Linked DNA regions of Homo sapiens: region 2 is linked to region 1. A link is a loop called in an ENCODE intact Hi-C map of the cell type or tissue named here. Cell type or tissue: PC-3. All regions are shown on one strand. Each heading gives the region's core, and the rest is flanking DNA. Links, peaks and the distances in the headings are about the cores only. Region 1 has its middle 7.0 kb from the start of LINC02205. Region 2 holds the start of SALRNA2 (senescence associated long non-coding RNA 2).

Region 1 (5,377 bases), core at 257-5,256:
CAGAGCCTGAGAATGCTTTGATGCAGAAAGGTGACCATTTCAGCAAAGATTAGCATGGGATTATATATAAATAGTGTACTAGTCTGTTTTCACACTGCTGATAAAGACATACCGGAGACTGGGTAATTTATAAAGAAAAAGAGGCTTAATGGGCTCACAGTTCCATGTGGCTGGGGAGGCCTCACAATCATGGTGGAAGGCAAAAGGCACATCTTACACGGCAGCAGGCGAGACAGAATGAGAATCAAGCGAAAGGAGAACTCCCTTATAAAATCATCAGATCTTGTGAGACTTATTCACTACCACAAGAAACCACCCCCATGATTCAATTATCTCCCACTGGGTCCCTCCCACACCACGTCGGAATTATGGAAGCTACAGTTCAAGATGGGATTTGGGTGGGGACATAGCCAAACCATATCAGATATAGATGATAGATAGGTAGATATAGATGATAGGTAGACAGATATACATAGAGATAATAGGTAGATATAGATGACAGGTAGATACATAGATAAAGAGAAGGAAGCTAGATGGATAGACAGAATGGGATCCAGAGGCAGATCCTGGATGAAAAGGAGACAGATGAAGAATAAGAGTGTGGACTGCAGCTGTTCTTCCCCTGGATACATTTGACAAAGGGGTTCTCAATTTTCCATGTATTTAATGTGGAGTATCTGATAAGACACTGGATTATAAAATCAAGTTGGAGCTGGAAAACTGCCCTGGGGACCTGCAAACATTTGCAGCAATCTAGGATGCAGATTGGAATTCATCATTTTGGCAGTCCCACTTGGTGAGGTCTTTAAGTCGAGGCAGTAGATACCTGCCCATTTTTCTTGAGGAATCTCTGAAACGTCAGTGAAGCGCCCTGGAAGCAGAGGCTGCAGCCTGTGGTGTTCAGTGTCTGTTTAGAATGTACCTAGTGTGTTAGCAGAGCCTGATCTTGTGGCATCAGAGTCCTGCTTACCTCCAACATCTAGATTCACAATAGTTCATGTTGGAAAATTACTGTTTGTCCGCTAGGCTGTTTTCATCCTCGTTTCTTGAATTTTCTCTGGGGAGATCTGAAGCCAAGACTGAACTAGGCCAAAAGAGGTGAGCGAGCTGCATTCTCTCTTCCTCTCAGATGACTGTGCACGGGACTGGGCTTGGGCGGCCCTTGTACTTCCCTTATTCAATAGGGTGACCCCTAAAACCAGGAGTCATTTTGATCGTTGGGACTGGGTCCAGGTGGTCAGACCACACCTTGTGGAGGCCTACAATTTCTCCTGAAGGAAAGGGATGTCCTGGGGCATGGAAGGAGGCAGGTCTTGCCTGGGGAGGGGAGGCTTTTCTTCTCCCTCTGGGGCCAAAAGAATGGACGGTGGGGTGTGGTGGCTCCTGGAGACAGAGCTGCTCCCCTCCATATGGAGCCTGCTGGGAGCTGGGCAAACATTCTGAGGTCAGGTTTTTCGATGATGAGCTCTAAGACTAGTAACTTCTAGCAGCAGTTGTAAATTAACCTCCATGTTGTACATAAATCATGCCTAAACCTTCAGTAAAATTGTGTTAACATACTGGTTTGGTCTTAGCTGAGTTTGAGGGTGGAGACACTGGCTCGCATCCAGGACTGAGATGAAACAGTCAGGGAGTGGTGCATGCGGTGGCCTGGAGAATCAAATTATGAGATGGCAGGAGGTGACCCCCATGCAGTGCAGGTGCAGCCTGGGACCAAATAGCTGGGGGTGGAGGTAATAAGGAAAAATCAGTGTCCTGTTGATCCTATTGAACATGTTCGGAGCCCATGAGGAGGCCCAGAAATCCCAGGGAACACTGGCCTCCCTGCTGCCATATGAGATGGCTGCTTGGATGGCAGTGATTGGGTTATTAGAGGAAAGGTGACCCTTGAAATCCAGAGGGCTGAAGGCATTTGGGTTACTTGTATGAGCACTTAGGGTAGAGAATGTATCTGTCAGTTCTCATTTCACAGGCAGTGCTCAGCCCTTTGTACTTGATCATTTGGGGGGCACTCTAAAACTCTGCATTTAAAGGCACTTTCTGTCATTGCTAGACAGAGGGCCCTGTGCCGATTGCAGCCAATGACAAAGGCAGTCAAGGTTCCTGAGCAGGGGCTGGGTAGTGAGGATCCCTTAGAGCGTAGGGCTGGGTGAAGTGTGTGCCCCCTTGCTCGCACAGGACCCGGCCAGGCTGCTATCCCACCGCGGTTTGCACTTCTCTGCCCCAACTAGACTTTCCTAGGTCAACCTTATTTTTTGGACAAAGTAGACAGGAGTCGTTCTGGAAACTAATTTTCCCATTCTCCACTTTGTGCCCTGGAATGTAGTTTGTGGAAAATTGATTTTTTTCCCCTCATTCTTCGCCCCACCTCTCCCCACTCTGCACCTCTGTCATTTTTGCTTTTCTGTTAAAAAAAAAAATGTTATCTTGTTTCTTTTTCTAGCATAACTAATATATGCCACTGATCCCTTTTAATTTGGGGGAGTACAAGCTTACATTAGCCTGCTAGGTATCGCAATTGAGCTGCTTTGTCTTTGTGTGGCTCAACAAAGGGCCACGGGCTGCTGTGTCCAGGAAAAATCTTCAGTGTTGGAGCCACTATGCTGTGTGTGCCATTTACTTGGGGCCAGCAGAGCAGAGGTGCGGCCACTGTGGGGTGCTCAAGTCTCTGGGCTGCACTGACAGTGGTAGTGGCCTGACTTGGCAGGAAGAGGGTGCTGTAGAGCCAAGCATGGAGTACATAATTTTGGGTAGGGCCAGCCCTACCTTCAAGGATTCACCTGGGACGACCGCCTGGTTTGCTGCCAACTCCGAAGGGTGCCCCACCAGCAAATTCTTTTTTAAAATTTCAGCTATTATTTTGAATTCAGGGGTTACATGTGCAGATTTCTTACCCGAGTATATTGCATGTTGCCAAGGTTTGGGATATGAATGACCCTGTCACCCAGGTAATAAGCATGGTATCCAATAGGTAGTTTTTCAGCCCCTGCCCCTCTCCCTCTCTCCCCACTCTGGTGGTCCCCAGTGTCTGTTCTCATCTTTATGTCCATGTGTTTATGGACATGTGTTTATGTGTCCATGTTTAGCTCTCACTTACAAGTGAGAACATGCAGTATTTGGTTTTCTATTTCTGCATTAATTTGCTTAAGATGATGGCCTTTGGCTGCATCCATGTTGCTGCAAAGGACATGATTTCATTCTTTTTTATGGCTGCATAGTATTCCATGGTGTATATGTACCACATTTTCTTTATCCAATCCACTGCTGATGGGCACCTGGGTTGATTTAATATCTTTGCTATTGTGAACAGTGCTGTGAGGAATACACGACTACATGTGTCTTTTTGGCAGAACAATTTATATTCCTTTGGGTATATACCCACTAATGAGCTTGCTGGGTTGAATAATAGTTCTATTTTCAGTTCTTTGAGAAATCTCCAAACTGCCTTTTCACAGTGGCTGAACTAATTTACATTCCCACCAACAGTGTATAAGTGTTCCTTTCTCTCCACAGCTTTGCCAGCATCTGTTATTTTTTGACTTTTAAATAATAGCCATTCTGACTGGTGTGAGATGGTGTCTCATTGTGGTTTTGATTTGCATTTCTTGGATGATTAGTGATATTGAACATTTTTTTCATACGTTTGTCAGACACTTGTGTGTCTTCTTTTGAGAAGTGTCTGTTTATGTCCTTTGACCACTTTTTAATGAGGTTATTTGTTTTTTTGCTTGTTTAATTGTTTAAGTTTCTTATAGATTCTGGATATTAAACCTTTGTTGGATGCATAGTTTGTGAATATTTTCTCCCATTCTGTAGGTTGTCTGTTTACCCTGTTGATAGTTTCTTTTGCTGTGCAGAAGTTCCTTAATTATGTCCCATTTGTCAATTTTTGTTTTTGTTGTAATTGCTTTTGAGGACTTAGTCATAAATTCTTTGACAAGGCTGATGTCCAGAATGGTATTTCCCAGGTTTTCTTCTAGGATTTTTATAGTTTTAGGTCTTACATTTAAGTCTTTAATCCATCTTGAGTTAAGTTTTGTATATGGTGAAATGTAGGGGTCCAGTTTAATTCTTCTGCATATAGCTGGTCAGTTATCCCAGCATCAAATATTTATTGAATAGGGATTTCTTTTCCTATTGCTTATTTTTGTTGACTTTGTCAAAGATCAAATGGTTGTAAGTGTTCCATATGAATTTTTTTCTAATTCTGTGAAAAATGATGTTGGTAGTTTGATAGGAATAGCATTAAATCTGTAGATTGCTTTGGGCAGTATGACCATTATAACAGTATTGATTCTTCCAGTCCACAAACATGGAACATTTTTCCATTTGTTTGTGTTACCTATGATTTCTTTCAGTATTTCAGTAGTGTTTTGTAGTGTTCTGTTTAGAGATCTTTCACTTCCTTGGTTGGATGTATTCCTAGGTATTTTTTTTTTTTGAGTGGCTATTGTAAATGGGATTGAGTTCTTGATGTGGCTCTCAGCTTGAATATTATTGGTTTATAAAAATGCTGCTGGTTTTTGTATATTAACTTTGTATCCTGAAACTTTACTGAAGTTGTTTATCAGTTCTAGGAGCCTTTTGGCAGAGTCTTTAGGGCTTTCTAGGTATAGAATCATATTGTCAGTGAAGAGAGATAATTTGATTTCTTTTCCTACTTGGAAGCTTTTTGTTTCTTTGTCTTGCCTAATTGCTCTGGCTAGGACTTCCAGTACTATGTTGAATAGGAGTGGTGGGAGTGGGCATCCTTGTCTTATTCCTGTTCTTAAGGGGAATGCTTCCAGCTTTTGCCCATTCTGTTTGATATTGGCTGTGGGTTTGTTGTAGATGGTTCTTAGTCTTCTGAAGTATGTTCTTTTGATGCCTAGTTTGTTGAGGGTTTTTTTTTAATCATAAAGAGATGTTGGATTTTATTGAAAGCTTTTTCTGCATCTATTGACATGATCATATGATTTTTGCTTTTAAGTTTGTTTATGAGGGGCGAATAACATTTATTGACTTGTGTATGTTAAACCAACCTTGCATTCCAGGAATAAAGTCTACTTGATGGTGGTGAATTGACTTTTTTGTGTGCTGTTGGATTTGGTTTGCTAGTATTTTGTTGAAGATTTTTGCATCTATGTTCTTCAAGGATATTGGCCTATAGTTTTCTTTTTTTACTGTGCCGTTGCCAGATTTTGGTATCAGGATGGTGCCAGCTTCATAGAACGAGTTAAGGAAGGGTCCTCCTTGATTTTTTTCTACCAGCAAATTCTACCATCTTTTGGACTCTCATTATGAGCAGGTCACTGAGCAGGACACTGGGTAGGGTGCCTTAAAAGCAGGATCACATTGTATCTTCACATTAACCCTACAAGAGGGATGTTATTATTCC
Region 2 (5,377 bases), core at 115-5,114, 120 kb before region 1:
AGCTGATTGGCTGAACCCAGGACAACCACATGCAAGGAATCCAGGTAAAGCAAGCTTCCTGTCTGGCCTTACCATGCAGGAAATTTTTAAACCAAGGAAATGGCTCAGATACGTGGCATCCAACACTCTTGAGAAATATCATATATGTTGCATGGACATTATTGGTTTCTAATCCAAATCAAGACATATATTCCCATAAGCAAGGGCAACAAGACAACATCTGAAATCATCACTGCCCTGCCTCGGGAAATAACTTTACCATCTATGAAGTTGCCTAAGTCAGAAAGCATGGGAGTCCACCCGAATCCATCCTGCTCTGTATACCCACTTGTAACCATGCTGCAATATTTCTAGATAGAAGCCTTCCCTCTTTCTCCTCCCAAACCACACTGCTTTAGTGAAGGTACCGGGCACTTTTCATGTGAATGTCTACAGTCTCCCCTCAGTTGGCCATCCTGTGTCTAGCCTCTTTTGCTTCAATCCATTCTCCACTTCACTGTGAAGTGTTACCAGATTGTCTTTTGAAAATGAAAATCTGCTTCCATCATTACCTTCTTTACATTCCTTCAGCGGCTCCCCACGGCCTGGAGATTAAAACCCATTTCTTAGCATGGCTGTTCTTTTTCTGAACCCCATCTGCCTCCCCAGCTTCACGTTTCACCCCCATTCAGCCCCAACCAGCCAAGCTACTGGCCACATTGTATGCTTTCCTCCCCAAGCCCTGTCCCAAGGCCCTCCACTTCCCGCACCTTTGCACTTGCTGTTTTCTCTGGCAGACACACCCTCTCACACGTCCGCTGCCTTGACCCAGTAAGACTTTGCTTTCTTGATGCCTCTCCCCAAGGTAAATGGAACCATTTTCTTAGGTATACCTAGGAGTGTACCACCCTTGCAAACCATTCTCCGCAACAGGCCAGAGGATGGAAACGTGTGTTGAATGAGTGATAAGTGAGTATCTGCTGGAGTTGCTGGGGCTCATCTGGGCACAGACAGTGCAGGGGCTGCAGCAAAACATCATGGGCCACGTGAGGGTTGGGGATAGGGCCTTGGCCTCTCCTAGCCCAGGGCTCAGGAAGAGTGGAGGACGCTGTGCCCCCACCTGTGATTGTCCTAGTTAATGAGATCAAATGCTGCCTCCCTCTGTCAAGTCCCAAGCGCTGGTGAAAGCACTCCTTGGGGGCCTGTTCAAGACCCGCCTCAGGGAGCAACCACACACCTCACTGCAGTCTTCCGAGGTTCACACAGAAGCCAGAGCTCACATTTCCCATAGACTGTTTAGGTATTCTCTTTCTGTAGTCACTTCTTAAGAAGTGTGGGTCATACATTTATGTGGGAAGCAAGAAAATCTTGGTGCATAATGAATACCATATTTTCATGTACATCGCCAGTGGTGGGCAACTCACTGCCAGTCCGTTTCATCAGTCAACCCCTTTTACAAAGCCTTTTCTTAATTTTGACCAGAAATCTGCCTTCCTGTGCCTTCCCTATTGGTCCTGAGCCCGAACATGGTACACGAAGGTGGCTGTGAGTGGCATGGCATTAATTTTCTTTTCTTTTTTTTTTTTTTTTTTTTTTTGAGATGGAGTCTCGCTCTGTCGCCAGGCTGGAGTGCAGTGGCATGATCTCGGTTCACTGTAACCTCTGTCTCCCAGGTTCAAGCGATTCTCCTGGCTCAGCCTCCCAAGTAGCTGGGACTACAGGTGCCCGCCACCACACCCAGCTAATTTTTGTATTTTTAGTAGAGATGGGGTTTCACCATATTGGCCAGGATGGTCTCGATCTCTTGACCTCGAGATCCACCCGCCTTCCAAAGTGCTGTGATTACAGGTGTGAGCCACCGCGCCCAGCCTAACTTTCTCTTTTGACAGCCACATTCCACTATTGATTCTTCTTTAGCTTATTAACCAATTATGCCTCTAGGTCTCTTTCCAGATGCTAAATCAGGCTTGTCATAATGTCATATGCAGATAGCTGAGAACAAAGCAACCATGGGACTTTACAATGAAACCTATTGCATGTTTTCACATGGATTTAGGTTTGTCCTGCTTTTCTAATTCATTCGAGCACTGTACTGCTTCAGCCAGGGAGCTAGAGATGTGAGTGGGCAGGAGATGGCAGGAGAGAGCCAGGAAGGATCTTTTTTGTGGTCTCGCAGGACTGTGAAGATGTGAAGTCACAGAAGCTAGCTGGCCAGGGGGAAGCAGGGGGCTAGGGCATAACTTGCCCTTGAGGTGAGGAACAGAGGGAAGTTACACACACACCCAGGAGCAAGGGGACCAGAAGAGGAAGGATTGCAGGTTCTGAGAGAAGGTTGCTTAAAGGGGGAAGGACTCATGGGCTCACGTGAGAGACACAGCCGATGTACTGGTTGCAGACTTAGGCTTACCAAAGCCAATCCCCAAATCCAAAACCACCTACACGGCAATGAGAGGGGAATGGGCACATCAGTCATGGAACCTGCATAGGGTGGGGTGTGATGCCCTGAGTGCACAGACTGTTTTCAAAGAGTCTTAAGGACAGAAAAATGTTTTTAATTTGAAACTAAAAGCCAAACTGTTGATCCCAAATATGTAGAAAGAATCTGTGGTGTGTATGTGTTTGTGTGTGTGTGTGTCTGTGTACCTATGTGTATGGATGAATGAATGAATATGCTGAGCATGTATTCTGTATTGAGAGAGAGATTAATCAAAAAGTTAATCTTGCTTATATTTTCCAGATCTGCCTCAGAGAGCATATGCTAGTTATATCATTAGACAGTGCAGTAAATGTTATCAGAATTTCCAGTTTCCAAGAATGAGGACACCGTAAACAGAGTGCAGTAATGGGGCCCCTGCTTAATACTTGTATTTGGAAATCTGAGCTGACTCTGTTTAGTGAAGGTGCCCATCATCCAAGGGGTCTGTGCCTTCTGTTGTCCATGGGCTGGCATGACAGTTGGTTTGATAAATGGATACGAAGAAGAAGATGTCACTATTGTGATGACCACCTGTTGAGTTACCAGGGCTTGGGATAAATTTCTGCACATCATACAGTATGGGTTAGGGATCAGGTTTTATTGGGGAAACCCCCAGAGCTGAGACCCAGAGCAAGTTGTTGGGGTCCTTTTCAGATGACACTCCTTGTGTCCTGCAGACACTGTTCTTGTTCTCACAAAGCTCACAGCATCCTAGGAAGACAGACAGGTAACCAGAAGACTCATAATCCACTAGGTCTCACCCCCGTGGAGCTGCCCAGATTTTGCCACAGCCCATCACTGGAGCCCGCCAAGATGTTTTTGAACATTGTTATCCCAAATTTGCTGTTCTTTCCAGATTTGTGTCACCTGCACAGTTGACAAACATGTTCTCATTATCTTCATCCCAATAGCCCAAGGAGCCAGCCTGGCAGCAGACCACCAGGAGGGTCCGCAGGGCTGGTGGGTCCTTAGAGCACTCTGTTCCTTCAGCCAGGTATGAATCTGCCCAGAGGTGCAATCAGCTCAGGTCCTGTTTCTTAGCCCTGTGGGAATTCAGACCTCTCCTGGGCTTCTCACTTTCCCTATGTAGCTCCTGGCCTCTGGTCAAGCCTCCCCAATGGTCCTATTGTACACTAATTGCTCCCAGACCTGTAACCTCCCACCCAGTCCTCTCTCTTCATGCCCACAGCCTCTCTACCAACTCACACCTTCTTTGTCTCGGCCTGAACAACAACCAGTGTCTCCTAACTGGTCTCTTGGCCTCTACTTTCTTCCTCCTCCTACCCCATCTTTCATTCTATAACCAGCATAGTCTTTTAAATAGACATCTGACTGACATATCATTCAGCAATAAAAAGGAACACACCACTGATTCATGCTACCACACAACGAACCTCAAAAACGTCATGCTAAGTGAGAGAGGCCAGAGGCCAAAGACCACATATTGTATGATTCCATTTATAGGAAATGTCAAGAAGTGGTGAATCGATGGAGACAGAAAGCAGCTTCGTGGTTGCCAGGGGCTGGGGGTAGGAATAGGGATTGAGTGCAAATGCACATGGGGACTCTTTGGGGTGACAGAAATGTTCTAAAACTGGATGATGGCGATGGTGGTACAACTCCACGAATTTAGTAAAAATTATTAAATTGTACACAAAACATCTGGCACATGCACAGGGCAAGGGAGGGGTGCGTGAGGGTGGACAGAGTAGTGTTTTGGCGTGCTCTCCAAGGTTCCAGCATATTCCACTGTGTTTTGGTGTGAGGTCATCATGGCGGATTTACAAAGGTGATTGTTATGCTAATTATTTGTTGGAGGGAAGTTTTTTTTTTTTTAAACCAGAGATAATAAATATATTCTTTTTTTTTTGAGACAGAGTCTCGCTCTGTCACCAAGGCTGGAGTGCAGTGGCACGATCTCAGCTCACTGCAACCTCTGCCTCCTAGGTTCAAGTGATTCTCCTGCTTCAGCCTCCTGAGTAGCTGGGATTACAGGTGCCCACCACCATGCCCAGCTAATTTGTGTTGTTGTTGTTATTTTTAGTAGAGACAGGGTTTCACAATGTTGGTCAGGCTGGTCTCGAACTCCTGACCTCGTGATCCGCCCACCTCGGCCTCTCAAAGTGCTGGGATTACAGGCGTGAGCCACCACACCGGGCCCTAATATATTCTTATTTTAAAGAAATAGATCTGACTGTGTTACCCTCTGCTTAACCTTCTTGAACCCTGTGCCTGTGAGACAGAGCCAAGGCCTTACCGCAGCATCCAGCGCCTCCCCAGCCCCCCTCCAGCTGCTTCTCCTTAAGAGGAGGTGTCCCCAACACACCAGGCACATTTAATGCCTCCATCCGCCCTTCATCCCCACTTTGTGTTTCTGCCAAACTTCCATTTGTTTATCAGGACCCAGCTCAAATCATGCCTTGCTTAGTGGGATCAGTGGTTCTTTGGTCTCTGCTCCCATAGCGTTTCCATTAAAGCATGTTGTATACTGTAACACAGCCACTTGTATCTGTTTCTTGGAAGAAAGTATGAGCTCGTGAGCGGAGAGAATGTGTCTTAGTCATCTGTGCTTTCTCAGGACACATAGTGGATGCTCAACGTCTCATTAATTCACTCAACAGCCATCTCTTGAGGGGGGTTTCTCAGAGTAGGGCTTCTCAATCTTGGCACTACTGACATCTTGGGTCAGATAATTTTTTGTCATGGGACCTGCCCTGTGCCTTGCAGGAAGTTCAGCCACATCCCTGGGCTCTACTCTCTAGATAGCAGTAGCACCCCCACCATAGCCTTGTTGCAATTACCAAAATTGGTCTCTAGACATTGCCAAAGTTTCCCTTGTTGGGGAGGCAAAATCACCCTTGTTGAGACCCGCTGGTTTGGAGGCATCTCTGTGATAAGCCCTGTGTTTAGTATCTTCATTCA

The links. A loop is a pair of places that touch in the nucleus more often than their neighbours do. Peaks named below come from ENCODE experiments on the same cell type or tissue, not always from the same donor. Only the 100,000 strongest peaks of a DNase experiment are listed, where the experiment ranks them.
Region 2: it touches region 1 in a loop (6-fold over the local background); 2 of 110 quality-filtered maps call a loop at or near these places.

Annotation. Positions count from the first base shown.
Region 1 is chr15:70,510,253-70,515,629 of GRCh38, reverse strand. No RefSeq gene overlaps it. Among named protein-coding and RNA genes, the nearest start is that of LINC02205, 7.0 kb to the right of the region's middle. RefSeq lists an enhancer at 2,778-2,857. In PC-3, for the core only: CTCF peaks have their summits at 2,475 and 2,680; a DNase peak (open chromatin) is centred at 2,679.
Region 2 is chr15:70,633,709-70,639,085 of GRCh38, reverse strand. SALRNA2 (senescence associated long non-coding RNA 2) reads right to left here and starts at 3,837. Exons shown (of 1, transcript NR_126482.1): 1 at 1,772-3,837. It overlaps LOC107984791 (a long non-coding RNA gene), which reads left to right. Exons shown (of 3, transcript XR_001751595.2): 3 at 1-4,337. RefSeq lists a silencer at 3,304-3,448. In PC-3, for the core only: a CTCF peak has its summit at 2,114 (motif pointing right); no DNase peak of the experiment used is centred there; H3K27ac peaks cover 188 bases.